Regions from separate parts of the Homo sapiens genome. Here region 1 is linked to region 2. Evidence: chromatin contacts called from ENCODE Hi-C or POLR2A ChIA-PET data. All regions are on one chromosome and are shown on one strand. The core of a region is the stretch at or near the end of the contact, and the rest is flanking DNA. Distances in the headings are between cores, read along the strand shown.

Region 1 (4,608 bases), core at 1,283-3,782, 87 kb before region 2:
CCTGAAAGGAGAGTTAAAATACCAGCCGATTAGTAACATTTCACAAATGAAGAAGGATGCCAAAAATCTCAAATAAGAAAAAAAAAAAAAAATCACCAGCTCTTTGGCACAAAACCTGCTCCTCAATGCTCCACTGAACACTACAAGTCCCTAAAGCTGAACTTAAAAGCATGTGACAGCTGTTGATTGGTTATAGGAATCCACAGGAAAAAAATGCACCCCTTGGGTGCATGACATGCATCTTATCTGTGGAACAAGGCATGTTCTACAGTGAGAGGAGGTAAAAGAAAAGAAAACGTATACGATAGCATTCTGAAAAGTATGACGTGGAGCTAGACAAATGCAAGACCCACTATCGGTTTTAAAGCAGAGTTCTGATGCAGCACCCATCCCTCCCAAATTTAACTGTTCATGCACTGAACAAGCTATCCATAAACTATCAATACTTTTCTGTCTTAAAGGCATTTCACCACCAAAAGGGAATGTAAATTAACTCAATTCTGAAAAGAAAGGCAATCTGAAAAACACCTTTTTGGTGAAAATTATACTTAAGTAAATATTAAAGAGCACCCAACTAGACCCCCACAAATTCCTAACCAGTTGAAAGTTATGTGCAATTCTACACCTTTATATGTTAATATGAAAACTCTGATATACCAAGCCTCTCCTTCCTAACACCTCTACGTATAGTTTTACTTTGCTATTATAACTGAATAGGAATCTTTAACTACACCAAAAAGCCTGACTATAATGCTAGCAGGAAAAAAAAAAGCTAACGGGTAAGCAAACACTCAAAAAAAAAAAAAAAAGACTGGAGGAATAGGATGATAGGATGGATACCTAATAAAACACAAATGTCCCCCATTCATCTGCAATTCTAGTCATTTTCTCTCTAACAGATCTCAGATTTTCAGAACAAGTATGCAGGTTATTTAAAACTGAGTTATATATAGTCATTTAGCAGCAGCAAAAACACTTCTGGCATTATCACAGATGCTAGCTTTCTGGAGGAATTTTTTCCCCCCAAACTAGCGTTTTTCTTCACCAAGAACCAACCATCCTTTATTTCTAAAAACAAGAGCCCTTTTCTGCCCCCTAAAACAAACAAATCACAGACCACAGTTAATGAAACTACGCTAATGAAACTGTGAGATTACATCCCAGGCGTTGTCAGAGCCTATTTTTCATACACCACCACAAGACAGTTTGATGCAGTATTCCTGATTGCTTTTTATAGTATTTGTAAATACACTCGCTAATCCACTAAATTAGGTAATTTACAAACAGGTCCTCTCAGTTATTAGTGGCCAGTAGTCGAGTTCTATTACATTTGATCCTCGTACAGTTGTCTAAACATTTCCACCCAGGTTAAGGGCTCGGATCCGAGAGAAGGAGGTTGGCGAAATTTGGATGGGGGCAGGGTAGAAGCTGAGAGAAATCTCTGCATCTCAGCCCTCAGCGACAACATTCAGCCAGTGCCCACAGAAAAACTAAATTCGGAACCTCTTCCTCCTGTTACACTGGCAACAAAGAGGGAGTTTCCGTAGCGCTCCCGTCACCCACCAGGTGCCCAATCTCCTTCCCAGCCCAGAGTCGGCGCTCCCGCAGGGGCCTCCGAGTGCGGGGAGGCCGCGGGGCCCGGGTCACGGCACTAAGGGGGGATGGGGTGCAAGCGAGCAAGCGAGGTCTGCGGAGCGGGCCGTGGAAGGGCTCCGGGACCCGCTGAAACCATCTGAACCCAGCCAGGGGGCAGCGGGCAAGAGAAAAGGGACAGAATATCTAATGAAGCAGAAACTGGAATTCGGTGGGAGAGGTGAAGAGCTCTTGCTGGGGGTACACCTGCGAGGAGCACAGAAAACGGGCGGCGGATGGCGGGGAGACTCCACGGAGGTGGAAGAGAGGAGCCAGGCCCGGAAGAACAGGGAAGGGGATGCCACCTGGGGCAGAGGAGGCGCCAGTGCAGCCTCTACCTGCAGGCGGGCGGGACGGGCAGCTCAGGTGTGACTGGGAGGAGGGGGCCGACTGGGGAAGGGGCCGGGAAGAGCTGAGGGCGCACTAGGCGCCGCGCAGAGGCGCCTTTGAGTCGGCAGCCGCGGAGCCAGCGCACGGGCATCGGCGGGACCCGGCGGACGGAAAGGCGGAGTGGGGGTCTTTGGACTGCACGGTGCGCTCAGGGGAGGCTGGGGACAGCGAGAGGTATCGGGCGGCGGGCGCCCGCCGCGCGACGCGGCGCACGGGAGGCATCCGGGCGGGCGGCCGGGAGGCGGGAGCCCCTCACCTGCGCGGCGGAGGAGGCGGAGCTGCAGCAGCCCATGGCGGGGCCGAAGGAGCCCGGAGGCGGCGCCGGGCGCGCAGCTACGCCCCGGAGCCCCTCGGCATGCGAGCCGGCGGGCGCCCGGGGAGGGCGCGGCCTGGCACCGCACGGCTAGGCGGCGGCGGCGGCTGCAGCGGCGGCTGGTACTCAAGAGGCGGCGCGGCTAGAGGCAGGCGCCGGCCACATCCCCCGGCGGCGGCGACGGCGGCTACGCGTCTCCTGCTCTGCTCCTGCTGCAGCAGCTGCTCCCCAGCGGAAAGGGGCGGGCGGCGGCGGCGGCGGCGCCTCCCTCTGTCCCCCCGCCTCCCGCCTCCCGCGCCCAGTCCCTCTCCCGCTCCCTCTCCCGGGCCGCCGCCTCCTCAGCGCCGCGCGCGTCTCCCATCAGACTCCCCGCCCCCAGTGCAGCGCCGTGCTGGTGGCAGGGCGGCGGCAGCCAGAACAAGGCCGGGCCCTTCCGCGCGTGTCAGAGGCTGCGCGGCGCCGGGCTTATTTAGCTGTGGCACCGAGGCAGCTCTCTGCCTCGAGGCTGGAGGGCAACGCGGTCTGAGGCAGCCAAAGACCGGGCCAACTCGCTGCCAAAAAGGGGCCGGATTGCTTCCGGATCTAGGAGGCAAGCGGGACTTCTCCCTCTCCCTACTGGACGCACAACTCAGGATCCTGATGGCTTCTTACCGCCCCGTCGGCTGTTTTTTTTCTCCAGAGGAAAGCGTACACAAGAAACCTTTCCTGGAGAAGGAATAGGTGATAAGAAGACGGGAAGAAACAAGCATCTGTTGCTACTGTCCCCATTTTGCTGATGTGGAAACTGAGGCTTGAAAGGGACCAAGAACCTAATGAAATGTTCCCAAGGTTGAAATGGTAATAAATAGCCAGAAATGAGGAAAAGGCAAAAAGTTATCCAGGCTCGCAAGTCAAAGCCATACTGGATCTAAGCTAAACTTTCTTATACAGGATAGTCTACAAAAAACAATAAGGGGACATTAATTTATTCATATTAAAAATACTTACTGAAGACACACTACGTTCCAGTGACTAGTACTGGGAATAAAGAGGCGAGCAAAAGAGACTTACCAAGTTCCTGTTGCTAAATCAGTAAGACTCAAGGAAGTAGCAACAAGTTAGAGTAGACGTGGTAACTACCTTCAAGAAATTTACAATTCCAAACGAGTCGTTAGGAAATACAGTATGAGGTGAAAACAGTTAAAAAGTGAAAGAAATAAAACTAAAGATAATGATGTTAAAAAAAACCCCACATTATCAGGCACTGTTATAGCCTTCATATGTCATTTCATCTTGTCAAAGAATGTCTCAAAAGACAGCCACAGGAAAGAAAAGAAAAACTTTATTTGCAAAGCTGCAAGGGAGTGAGACTTCCAAAAGGACTGATTCACCAAATATGAGACATCAAGTTTTAAAGATTAGTTAAAGTATAGAGGGAAGAAAAGAACACAGAATTAAATTGACTTTACATGCACTGAAAGGGAATCTAAGCCAAGGAAAGTTGGAATGGTAGCCTGTAAGGGGACAGCTACAGAAAGGGCCAGGGAAGAAGAATTCCTAATTGATGTTTTCCTATGCCATTTCCTGAGTTCGTGACTGTGGACGAGTTATCTCTCCAAATCTCATTGTCCGCTTCTGTGAAATGCTGGTAGCAGGGATGACTGCAAAGGCTTGTGGTCAAGATTAAATAACATAAGAAAGTGCTGCTAGGTCAGCAAGTACTCAACTGATTGAGATCTTGAATTCTTCTGCATTCTTTCTAGTTTCCTTTCAGGTTAATCAGAGGGTCCACCATACCACGGAGCTGGCGAATCCTACATGTGTTTCCCATAACCATTAAACCAATAAATACAAGTGAAGACATAAAACTAATGGTTCTAGTCCCAATTCTGGTTGTAAACTCCAGAATTAGATTGTAAACTCCCTGAGAACAAGGAAAAGTATTTTCTCCTTTGTATCTCCCTCAGCTCTCTCAAATGTTTGTTGAATTATTCAGTGCAGCCAAGAATAAAAAACATTCCCTTGAGATTTTCCCTCAAAGCCAGAAAAGTACATCTTGTTTTTAACTCGGGGAGGAGGCTGAAAGTAAAACTACAGTCCTAAACAAGAAGCCATCTGTCTTCCTTCTTTATAGTCAAGGAAAGGGGAGTTGTTTCTCTTTGCAGAGTCAATATGGGAGCATTTCTCTCAGATTAGAAAAATCTTTTTGGCTAGTGCTGCCGTTCCGTGTAGTAGCTAGTGCTTATTCTGTAATTGGAACTGTAGAAGGAGATAAATGCGTAACAGACTGTGGC
Region 2 (4,284 bases), core at 1,351-3,850:
TGACAATCTCTAGAGACATATTAATATTTTGTTGTCATAACTGGGGGGTTGCTACTGACATCTAGTGGGTAGAAGCCAGGGATGCTACTCAATATTCTTTAAAGGCCAGTGCTTCGTAAGAATTATCTGGCTCCAGGCCAGGTGCTGTGGCTCACACCTGTAATCCCAGCACTTTGGGAGGCCGAGGTGGGCGGATCACAAGGTCAGGAGATGGAGACCATCTTGGCCAACATGGTGAAACCCTGGCTCTACTAAAAATACAAAAATTAGCTGGACGTGGTGGCGTATCCCTGTAATCCTAGCTACTCGGGAGACTGAGGCAAGAGAATCACTTGAACCGGGGAGTCAGAGGCTGCAGTGAGCCGGTATCACACCACTGTACTCCAGCCTGGCAACAGAAAGAGACTCCGTCTAAAAAAGAATTATCTGGCTCCAAACACCAATGGTGTGGAGGTTAAGAACTCCTGATTTACACCATGGAAACTGGCAAACATTATAAGTTTGGACTTCCTTTTGTTTTCTTTCTTTCTCTTTTTTTTTTTTTTTTTTAAGAGTACCAGTTTATCAGCTTCTAAACCAAAAAGTGAATTCTTAGGACTTCATCACTATATCATCTGTAATTCTTATTAGAAGCCAGCTGGAGGAATGGATGTTTTTGGAAGACTGAAAGCCATGTTCTCCCTGGGTAATTCATACAGACCATGAATTGGCAAACTTTTTCTATAAAGGGCCAGAGAGTAAATATTTTAGGCTTCTCAGACCACACGGTCTCTGTTGCAACTACTTATGTCTGTCGTTATAGTGTGAAGACATCCATAGGACAATATTTAAATAAATGAGCACGGCTGTGCTCCAATAAAACTTTATTTACAAAGCAGGCTGATAGTTCACTGATCCCTGACTTAGACTATTAGTTTAGCCCCGTCTCAGACATTGCTTTCACGGAAGATTTATTCTGATGCCATGAGCCATCTGCTCAAGCTTTAAAAGCTTCCTCTCCAGCTCTTGCTGACACATTGGGCCAATATGAAAAGGTGGGCCAATATCAAAAGGTCCTACAGATGCCAGTCACTTAGATTTGTATTCTCTAATCTTGTCCATGAAGTTTCTACACAGGATCAATTTCCTTATTAAATGTCACTGCTGTTATCACCAATGTTCTTGGGAAAATGGACTGAAACTGCTGACAGAAGCACAGAGGAGACCCCAAAGAGCCTCTAAAGAATCATAGTGGGCGGGGCACAATGGCTCATGCCTGTAATCACAGCACTTTGGGAGGCAGGCTCACGCCTGTAATCACAGCACTTTGGGAGGCAGAAGCGGGCAGATCACCTGAGATCAGGAGTTCAAGACCAGCCTGGTCAACATGGCGAAACCCCATCTCTACTAAACGTACAAAAATTCGCTGGGCATGGTGGCAGATGCTTGTAATCCCAGCTACTCGGAAGGCTGAGGCAGGAGAATCACCTGAACCTGGGAGGTGGAAGTTGCAGTGAGCCGAGATCATGCCATTGCACTCTAGCTTGGGCAACCAAGAGTGAAACTCCGCCTCAAAAAAACAAAACAAGAAAGAAAAGAAAAGAAAAGAAAACAAAAGAAAAGAAAAGAAAAAAAAGAATCACGGTGAGTCTATGTTTCTTGCATAGAACCTCTGGGGTCCCAAGTGGCCATGGAGGCCACAGTTCTACTTCCGGCCCTAGCCCCGCCCCTACCCGCCTACCCACCATCGCAATGCATGATGGGCCACCACTTCACTTGGGCCACATCCACGAGACCCGAAGCTTCTTCCAGGTGGTGTGTGGCTGCCCCGAATGCGCTTTGAGAACATCCACTCCTTCCCCAATTTATATTGGGGGAATCAATAGTTTTTGTGCCTATCACCTCGTGTAATCGCAAAGATTTGTGCATAAAAGTTATGCCAGGCCGTGCACGGTGGCTCAAGCCTGTAATCCCAGCACTTTGGGAGGCCTAGGCGAGTTGGATCACCTGGGATCAGGAGTTCCAGAGCAGTCTGACCAATATGGAGAAACCCCGTCTCTACTAAAAATATAAAAATTAGCCAGGTGTGATGATGTGCACCTGTAGTCTCAGCTACTCTGGAGGCTGAGACAGGAGAATTGCTTGAACCCAGGAGGCGGAGGTTGCAGTGAGCCAAAAGCGCGCCACTGCACTCTAGCCTGGGCGACAGAACGAGACTCTGTCTCAAAAAAAAAAAAATAAAAATAAAAATAAAAAAGTTATCCCATTTCAGGGTAAGGGGATCACTGTATTTATTCCTCTTTTTAAGTCCAGTGGAAGTTAGGGATGAAATTGCCCAATGTGAGCCATGCCTTTTTAGTCTCGTAATTTGTTTCTCCCTGGAAGTCCTTAGCAACAGGCAGGAGACAGCAAAGTTCCCAGTGCACTGTGCTGAGTGGCAGAGGGTAGACCTGGCTCCATAGGAAGTCTGTCAGCCACAGACTGAACAGCTCCGTGGCTTTTGACCATATTTGCAGTGTCTCCCAGAGTTGTGAGCAGAAGCAGAGAGAGGATGCTGTGCACCAAGCGCTTGTAGGATCAGGCTTGCCCTGGCAGTCAGGCCATGGCTCTGGTGTCCAGATGATGGAGGGCAGGCCTCTCTGCTGTTGTAGCCGGGCTAAGCAAGTATGTTAATCTTCCTTTGTCACTAGGTGGCAGAATATAATTAAGATGTCAGAATTTCTTCCATAACATTGGAAGGCGTTTCTAGTTCCTTCTTAATGACCTCCTTCATTACTTTGCAGTATTTGCTAATGCCGTTTAGGACTGAGGCAATGAAATAAAATTTCCTTCTGCAAACATTTTCTATATTTATCCAGGATTCTACTTTTTTCATTTAACTGGCTTGCCTCTTAGGGAGAAGCATCCTTAACATAAAGTACATTCTCTTCTTAATGGCTACTGTTTGGACAATCCAAACTTCTTATTTTTATGTATTATTTTGTTACTCTTTGTGGGGTAGAAATAAATACTCTCCTGTCACATGTAAAATTTCAAATAGGTTTATTATAATGCATAATGTGATAATCCATTTTATAAATTAAAAATACATGAGTCCACATTGATAATAAATAGCTTTATTGATTTTCCTAACTATAAAGGCAATAGACACTCATTTAAAAAATTCTGAAAATACAGAAAAGTATAAAAAAGAAAAAATAATAACCAGTAATCCCACTATTCAAAGAGACCAAGCAGAAGGATGATAGAGTACCCCTGAATAATTGATCTTATCAAGTTGATGAAGCATAATTCTAAAAAAAACACATGGGTAAATATATGCCTCATAAAATATAATCCTGGGCTACCTGAAGGCCTGGGTCAGCACTTAACTCTTTTTTTTTTTTTTTTTTTTTTTTTTTTTTCCAGATGGAGTCTCACTCTGTTGCCCAGGCTGGAGTGCAGTGGCATGATCTTGGCCCACTGCAACCTCTGCCTCCCGGGTTCAAGCGATTCTCCTGCCTCAGCCTCCCGAGTAGCTGGGATTACAGGCATGAGCCACCACACCCAGCTAATTTTTGTATTTTTAGTAGAGACAGAGTTTCACCACGTTGGCCAGGCTGGTCTCAAACTCCTGACCTCAGGTGATCTGCCCACCTCGGCCTCCCAAAGTGCTGGGATTATAGGCGTGAGCCACTGGGCCCCGCGAAAACTATTTTTTATTAACATTTTATTATGAAAAATGTAAAGCATATACAAAAAAGTAGGAAGAACTTTATAACAAACCTGATGTATCCACACCCAGCTTCAAAAATTATCAATACATGGCGAATCTTGTTTCATCAATGCATGCTGACTTTTCTCCTCTCTAGTCTAGATGATGTTGATGATGATGATGATTACTGTTATTATTTGAGATAGGGTCTCACTCTGTCTCCCAGGCTGGAGTGCAGTGGTACGATCATGGCTTGCTGCAGCCTCGACCTCACCAGGCTCAAGCCATCCTCCCACCTCAGCCTCCTGAGTAGTGGGACTACAGGCAGATGCCACCACACTTGGCTCATTTTTAAATTTTTCCTAGAGACAGGCTCTCACAATGTTTCCCAGGTCTGGCCTCAAGCAATCCTTTCTCCTTGACCTCCCAAGGTGATGGGGTTACAGGTGTGAGCTATCGTGCCTGGGCCCTGGGCTAGATTATTTTGAAAGAAATCCCAGACATTGTTTCTCTTAACTTATACATATTTTATCTGTATTTCTAAAATAAGTTCTATAGAATCTGTGCAGTTTTGATGATTAACACATTAAATAATGCAATATATTCCTGTG

The links. Hi-C counts contacts between places; a loop is a spot of excess contacts on that map. ChIA-PET counts read pairs that join two places held with the same protein, here RNA polymerase II (POLR2A). Pooled maps may share reads with other maps.
Region 1: a map of dorsolateral prefrontal cortex shows a loop between it and region 2 (5-fold over the local background). The contact joins the promoter of SLC44A1 here to the enhancer-like site in region 2. A Hi-C loop is called at or near these places in 18 of 168 maps with a recorded cell type or tissue (Caco-2, Calu3, IMR-90 and 13 more), 3 of 37 single-sample maps with no recorded cell type and 26 of 50 pooled maps. POLR2A ChIA-PET finds 5 or more read pairs at or near these places in 7 of 52 experiments (A549, AG04450, CD4-positive, alpha-beta T cell and 3 more).

Annotation. Positions count from the first base shown.
Region 1 is chr9:105,242,575-105,247,182 of GRCh38, reverse strand. It overlaps SLC44A1 (solute carrier family 44 member 1), which reads right to left and starts at 2,532. Exons shown (of 16, transcript NM_080546.5): 1 at 2,279-2,532. The coding sequence starts at 2,314. LOC112268038 (a long non-coding RNA gene) reads left to right here and starts at 1,590. Exons shown (of 3, transcript XR_002956866.2): 1 at 1,590-2,164. RefSeq lists silencers at 1,590-1,669, 2,010-2,149, 2,160-2,759 and enhancers at 1,082-1,985, 1,986-2,890.
Region 2 is chr9:105,155,652-105,159,935 of GRCh38, reverse strand. No RefSeq gene overlaps it. Among named protein-coding and RNA genes, the nearest start is that of SLC44A1, 87 kb to the left of the region's middle. Within about 2 kb of position 2,600, at least 7 of the 41 ENCODE cell types and tissues checked have a DNase peak (open chromatin) inside an H3K27ac peak, as active enhancers do; they include dorsolateral prefrontal cortex, where a contact is called at or near this core.